Regions from separate parts of the Homo sapiens genome. Here region 2 is linked to region 1. A link is a contact called in ENCODE Hi-C or POLR2A ChIA-PET data. All regions are on one chromosome and are shown on one strand. The core of a region is the stretch at or near the end of the contact, and the rest is flanking DNA. Distances in the headings are between cores, read along the strand shown. Region 1 has its middle 45 kb from the start of ARHGAP25. Region 2 has its middle 48 kb from the start of PROKR1.

Region 1 (3,430 bases), core at 222-2,721:
TGAAATTTCTTTGAAAAATTCAAAGTATTTTTTGATAGGGAGGAAACACTTCTCCATCACCTTTGTGTCTAGGTAAAGAGCTTCATTGAAAAAATAAAAATATAACAGAAACTTATAGTGGGATTTTCTGAGGTTGGCACTAACAGATGTCTGTGGCCTCTGTCCACTAGAGCTATTTGAGCAGACCCTTACTGCCAGAAGAGACCACTGTAATGAAAACCTTAGTTAGTCCTCTTGGAATTATGTGGACTAAAGTGAAATTATTGAGCAAGGGGTCTAGGGACTTTGAGTGGACTGATGACTCCAAGGAGGGTCTGGCCTCCTGTCATTTGCTTTCTGCCTCTCAAATTTTGATAGCATATTTATACAACTGTCCAGAGCTACCATTCCCTCCTGGATAGGAATTTTGCCTGCCAGGTACCAGTGAAAAATGAGGACGAGACCTCTGGCCCCAGCTATTGGCAGAGAGTCAGGCTTATTGGTGTACTCCTGCTGGCTGGAGCATCACTGAGAGCTCACAGGCCACGTGCTGAGAGAACATCACCCTCAGCAGCACATTTGTCAGAAAGCTGTTCTCACCTGGACACCTGAATCCATTACAGGCTTTCCCCAAACCCAGCAACACTGGAGACCTGGCTTCTCTCTACAAATACTCTACCCTTCGAAATCTCAGTCTAGTGAACAAACCTTTTTCTCCATGCAGAGTCCAGGCCAGGTGTGTTGGGAACATAAGCCCCTGTCAAACACCTCATTGTACCTCCATCTGCAGAAGAGAAGCATGTTTTCCTGACCTTCCGCTGGTAATCACCATGTTTTGGGATGCATGGTTTTTCATTTTAGACATTGATGTCAATTTCAAACAAGTTATATTCCTACCACACTCCTAACAAACCATATTTTAAATTAACATGCAATATTCAGATTTTAAAGCAAAAGTGCAAGCTAAAATATTAACCTGTTAATTGGTTAATAGTTATAAGGCCTAATGACACCTTTGAATCAAAAGATATACTGTATTCTGCTTCATTTTGCAACAATACTAGGAGGTAAGAAACACTGACTATTTCCTGGGTGTCAGGTACACAGTACCTTATTTCATCTAATCCATGGTCAGCTCCTCTTTGGCTCTCGGTACTGAGGATGAGTTCTGGTCCCAGAGACCAGAGACAGCAGAGAAGACACAAAGTAACCACAGGCCTTTTTCCATTTCAGTTGGTAATACACCTCTTCGTTATGAGAGTTAATGCAAATGAGCACAATCTAAATGAAGCCCCGCGGAATTACTCAGAAAGGGGAAGGCAATGCAAGATTTCCAAAGGAGTCTTGCAGAGAGAAACAGGAGAGCCCTGGGTGGTAATAGCTATCTCATTTCCTGCTAGCACTTTCTCGCCACATCACACCACTTCTCTGTTTTTCTGCTTTATCAATCAGTAAAATGAGAGCCTCAAGACAATAAGGCCCATGGCCCAGAGATCATGATTAACTGCAAGATTCAAAATCAGCTGCAAGAGAACGAAGCTGTCACATGGGTTTCTAAAGAATATTTGCCTCTTTCACTAAAGGGAGAATGAAGGTTGCTTAACCTCTCTGTGAAATAAGTTTCAGTTCCTCTTCTATGAATGACTGGCTAAACTTCATTTTCTCTAAGACCCTCTAGTATTCAGTTCTCTTCCCACCTGCTTGGCCTAATCCTGCATGAGAGGCAATGATTGGGAGCAGGAAAAGAAGATATGTAATTTAGTTTCTGAGGAACAAGTCTTCTGGAAAGCTTTGTAATTAACCTATTTTCCCCAAAACTGATTCTCTGTCACCCTAGGACACTGACAATAAACCATACCCATGATTTATCTTCTTACCTACTTGCAGTAAAGGAAAGAATAATGAACCAAGAATTGCAAGACCAGATTCTTATCACAAATCTCAAATAACTCTGTAATATTTGCGTAAGTAGTTAACCACCCTGGAGTGCTTTCTTAATTGAAAAATAAGGGGGATCCAGGCATGGTGGTGCATACCTATAGTCTGTAAACCAAAAATAAAATTCTAAGGCCCCCCAACCATCTGAATGGGCCTCTTCTCTTGGCCAAGGGCATTCCAAAGTTAACCTGAAAATCCAGTTCAGTCCATGATGGGAAGGGGGTGCTAGACATGCTCCATTATACCCTCCTCCCTTTTGGAATTACTCATAGAAAAGACTTTTTGAGTCTGACAGGAAACATTTGCAATCTATTCTCTCTAAATCCTGCTACCTAGAGGCTTCGCTTGTGTAATAAAACCTTAGTCTCCACAACCCTTTATCTTAACCAAAACACTCTTTCTAAGTCTTTAGATAATAACTATTTCAATCAATTGCCAATCAGAAAATCTTTGGTTCTACCTATGATCTGAAAGCCCGCAGCTTCCATTTAACCTGCCTTTCTGAACCAAACCAATGTATATGTTACATGTATGGATTGATGCCTTATGTCTCCCTAAAATGTGTGAAACCAAGTTGTGGCCCAACCACCTTGGACACATATTCTCAGCATCTCCTGAGGGCTGCGTCATGGGCTATGGGTCACTCAAACCTGGCTCAGAATACGTTTTTTTCAAATATTTTACTGAGTTTGACTCTTTTCATTGACAAGTCCCAGCTGTGTGTGAGGCTGAGGTGGTGGGATTGCTTGAACCAGGAGTTCAAGGCTGCAGTGAGCTGTGCTCATGCCATTGCACTCCAGCTTGGGCAATGGAGTGAGACCCTGTCCCCTAAAAAAAAAAAAAAAGAAAGAAAATAAAAAGCAAAAGGGGGTTGGACCAGGTGGTCTCTAAGGACCCTTCCAACTGAAACTCAGCAGTGCACGTAATGTGGAAGAAAGGCATTTTCATCATCTAAAGTTCTGAAGCATTGAACTCAGCAGTGACCCAGCATGCACAGCAAATTGCCCCGGAGTAAAAATTGCTTCCTGGAAGTGTTATTGATAAGCACTTACTTTTCATACCAGGTTTATATTTCCTACAAGAATAGCTCGGTCCCTTATTTAGAATGTGATGCCAATTTCACTACAGTTATAATGTTGATTTGAGTGTAAAATTTCATGGAAAACACACTTCTTCTAATTATTGATTTTTGCTCTGCCCAGTAGCTAAGAAATAAATGAATACATGATCTCTCCTTCAACAGCCTGAGGTTTTTTAAATTAAGAAGGAGAAAATAAGAGCTCAAAAATACTTTTGAGTAAATGAATAGTAAAACATGTAATACTTTCCAAACAATTTATTTCCTGCCATTTATGTTCCACATGAAAGTGACTAAATTCATGGTTATTGCACCTCATCATAGTCCAGAAACTATAATAATAGGTTCTGGAGATACAGAAATTAAGAGATTATTATTTAGTTTGAAAAGAGAAAATAGAGTAAATGGTGAAAGGTAAGTGTATTAGTCCATTTT
Region 2 (3,884 bases), core at 1,097-3,596, 95 kb after region 1:
GGAGTGCTTTACTTCCAACTATGTGGTCAATTTTGGAATAAGTGAGGTGTGGTCTTGAGAAGAATGTATGTTCTGTTGATTTGGGGTGGAGAGTTCTGTAGATGTCTATTAGGTCCGCTTGGTGCAGAGCTGAGTTTAATTCCTAGATATCCTTGTTAACTTTCTGTCTCGTTGATCTGTCTAATGTTGACAGTGGGATGTTAAAGTCTCCCATTATTATTGTGTGGGAGTCTAAGTCTCTTTGTAGGTCTCTAAGGACTTGCTTTATGAATCTGGGTGCTCCTGTATTGGGTGCATATATATTTAGGATAGTTAGCTCTTCTTGTTGAATTGATCCCTTTACCATTATGTAATGGCCTTCTTTGTCTCTTTTGATCTTTGTTGGTTTAAAGTCTGTTTTATTAGAGACTAGGATTGCAACCCCTGCCTTTTTTTGTTTTCCATTCGCTTGGTAGATCTTCCTCCATCCCTTTATTTTGAGCCGAATAGGGCTATGATTTTTATAACATCTGAAACTCTGCTAAAAGACTCCAAAAGCTTATACAGACAACTTATATTTGATGTGTCTGTTATGTAAAAACATTTCTTAAGAAAAAATATTCTGAATACAGGTAAAAGACAGTACCTCTGAAAATGTTGGGGTTGACATATTGTTTCATTTCAATATAAAACAAAATAGATTTGGGAATAGCCTCCATTTAGAATAATTTTCTTTAAGCTTACTGGGTACTTCAATATCTATACTGAGAGTATTTTCTCCATTAACGATATTATGTTCTGCAGAGAAGAAACAAATGAAGGCATAAACAATTTCAAATTCATTAACCATAAATGACAACTGTGAACAAGACTTCAGATAATTTTATGAAAAAATTAAAAATTAGATCATATTTTAAAAAATACATTCTTTAGTAAAATACTACTGTCACAGAATTAGAGACAAATATGGTTAAGAAACTGATTCAAGTACAAGAATATGTATGAAGAATAAATATTCTGCTTGTATTATTTTTTTAAATTTAAAAACATAATGAAATTTTAAATTTGGGCTAATTATAGACACAGATGTATTTATATTTTTAAAAGGATTTCATTTTTGAAAAATGATTTGAATAAAACTATTTTGCAGGTCTGCTAATACAACAAAAAAAAATTTGTTGTTTAATAAATAAGTATTTTAAAAGCATTTTAAAAGATTTTAGTGTTCTCTTTCATTTTCAGAAGTGTTCCAATGTGGTGTTGAATTATAGTCACCCTCACTGTACATAACATATCTGGACATCCCTAAACATAGGCTAAACATAGGCTCATCCTTACTTGTCCTTAGACTCAGAAATTTCATTTAAAGATGAGGCTGCCTCCCATAGGCAGCTGTATTCTTGAAGGCTACACCCTCCACTAACATGGGAGGACTGGAGAAAATCCAAGCTAGGTACCAACCAGACAAAGAAAGAACCCCAGCATGTTCTGCAATAGCCAAACTGATCCTGATAAGGAAGGGAAATTTTCTCCCAAGCAATTGATTCTCTTTGAAAGATTTGAGAAAAGGGTGCTGGGATTTCAAAGAAGAGGGCAACCTGCAGAGCCCACAAAGTAAGGGAAAGAAAGGTCACAAAGAGGACTTTGGATACACAAGAAAATAACAGCTGCATTACTCACAGTAGCAAAGACATGGAATCAACCCAAATGCCCATCAATAATAGACTGGATAAAGAAAATGTGGTATATATACACCACGGAATACTATGCAGCCATAAAAAAGAATGAGATCATGTTCTTTGCAGGGACATGGATGGAGCTGGAAGCTGTTATCCTCAGCAAACTAATGCAGGAACAGAAACCAAACACCACATGTTCTCACTTATAAGTAGGAGCTGAATGATGAGAACACATGGACACATGGGGTGGGTGGGGAACGACACAGGCTGAGGCCTGTCAAGAGGGAGAGCATCAGGAAGAACAGCTAATGGGTGCTGGGCTTAATACCTAGGTGATGGGTTGATCTGTGCAGCAAACCACCATGGCACACGTTTACCTATGTAACAAACCTGCATATCCCGCACATGTACCCTGGAACTGAAAATAGAAGTTGATAAATAAAAATAAATAAATGCTGATAACTTGGAAAAAAAGAGAAAAAGAAAATAACAGCTGCAGTTACATGTATCTAGTGCCACCACACCATGTGCTAAGCACTTGATGGACACATTACATACATATTTTCTCCTCATCCTTTCAACACTTCTACAAGATGGGTGTGTTATCCCCATTTTCCAGATAAAAATCTGAAGCTCACCCAGGTCTGGGAGCTCTTTGCTGCTACACCACCCTGTCTGCCCCGGTAGAGGGCGATGGAGAGCATATACAAAAACAAAAAGAAAACAAAACAAAAAGCATGTAAGTAAAGAAAGGCAAGTAAATCAAGGTTACAACTGGAGAAAACGATTTGTTCTTATAAGCAAGAATGACTAAAGACCTTAACAGACTATGAAAAACCTAGATGTTCAAAATAAATTGGCTTTGGATACACTTGAGAACAGTGGGCTGCCAGAGCCCTTATTAAGTCTACCAGAAACAAAAATGCCCTCTTTTGGGTGAAACATGTGCAGGGAGCCAAAGCTGGATATTAATTACCGAGTGACTTCAACTACCAGCCACCCTCTAGAAGTCCGCTGTGAAGTGGAATGTAAAATAACACAGGTAATCACAGACACAGGTTGCTGGAAATGATGCAAACACATTATTCTCCCCAAATTAAAACACTCTACTCATGTCCAGAGCTTGAAAATTTGTTTCCCAGTAAAGGTCAAGAAAAGCAAACATTGCTTGAATTTAATTATTAAGCCAGCTGTCAGTCACTGGCAGTGACACAAGCAGGAAGACATTTCAAGGCAGGAAATCAGCTGCAGTTAGCATGACAGGGTCCTTGCATCTTTAATCAGGAACTCCTCTGTCAGAATATTTTATTTATCACTGAAAGAATAATGCCAAGTTGGCATCTATTTTATTCCCTTACTGTATCTTTTTTCTTTTTTAAATAGCAAATCTAGCAAACAAGACCTTAGTTTACTAAGATTCGATGGATTTCAGTAGGGCTGATAACTGTATTAATTTGCATTAACTGTCCATATTCTAAAGTAGTGCCCTGAAGCAAGATCGAAACATGAGATACCAATGGCAATTCATTTTGCTTATAAGTTTAGGCATGAGAGTGACTGGTCCAGACAGAAGAACTGGTTCTATCCCCTGAATCCGCCACTACCAACTAGCAGTGGCTTCAAAAATTATAGGGGTGTGTGGGTAGAAACCAAGATTGGTAGATGGGAAGGAAGGGAGTACTTGGATTGATACAGAGTGAATGAGGAAGAGGCCTCAAACATCTGCCATTGCCTCTAGAACAACCACTGCAACTAATTTTTCCTCTGTAACTTTGGTGAATTCACATAAACTCTTGAATCTTTAATTTACCAGTTGCGAAACAGGAATAGGATACTCAAAAAGGAAGTTACTAATAATGGTCTGAAGGTGGTGGTGGCTATGAGTGGTTATGAGTGATTTTTATATTGTTCTTTCTGCTTGTCTGTTTTCTCTGGTTTTTCCAAAATAGAATTTAAAGCATGTTATAAAATTTAAATATTCTATGATTTTTATACATCAAAGTTTCCTTAAGATTGAGTTAAGGACTAGCTACTGATGAATTTTTTGATGAAAAATCCATGTTTACACATGGGTTTATAGTAGAGGAAGGAATTCATCATTGACTCAAATTATAGTCAACATTCGTCTACGGTCAACACTGCTTCTCAATGAATTCTAAAGCTTCTTCCAGCAGGAAAATTAAATGATTATGATATCTTTACTACTTTCTTCCAATACATATTTTC

The links. Hi-C counts contacts between places; a loop is a spot of excess contacts on that map. ChIA-PET counts read pairs that join two places held with the same protein, here RNA polymerase II (POLR2A). Pooled maps may share reads with other maps.
Region 2: a loop to region 1 is called in a pooled map, with 4 times the contacts of the local background. The contact joins two enhancer-like sites. A Hi-C loop is called at or near these places in 5 of 37 single-sample maps with no recorded cell type and 8 of 50 pooled maps. POLR2A ChIA-PET finds 5 or more read pairs at or near these places in 2 of 52 experiments (CD4-positive, alpha-beta T cell and endothelial cell of umbilical vein).

Annotation. Positions count from the first base shown.
Region 1 is chr2:68,688,197-68,691,626 of GRCh38, reverse strand. No RefSeq gene overlaps it. Among named protein-coding and RNA genes, the nearest start is that of ARHGAP25, 45 kb to the left of the region's middle. Within about 2 kb of position 1,471, at least 4 of the 41 ENCODE cell types and tissues checked have a DNase peak (open chromatin) inside an H3K27ac peak, as active enhancers do.
Region 2 is chr2:68,593,838-68,597,721 of GRCh38, reverse strand. No RefSeq gene overlaps it. Among named protein-coding and RNA genes, the nearest start is that of PROKR1, 48 kb to the left of the region's middle. Within about 2 kb of position 2,346, at least 6 of the 41 ENCODE cell types and tissues checked have a DNase peak (open chromatin) inside an H3K27ac peak, as active enhancers do.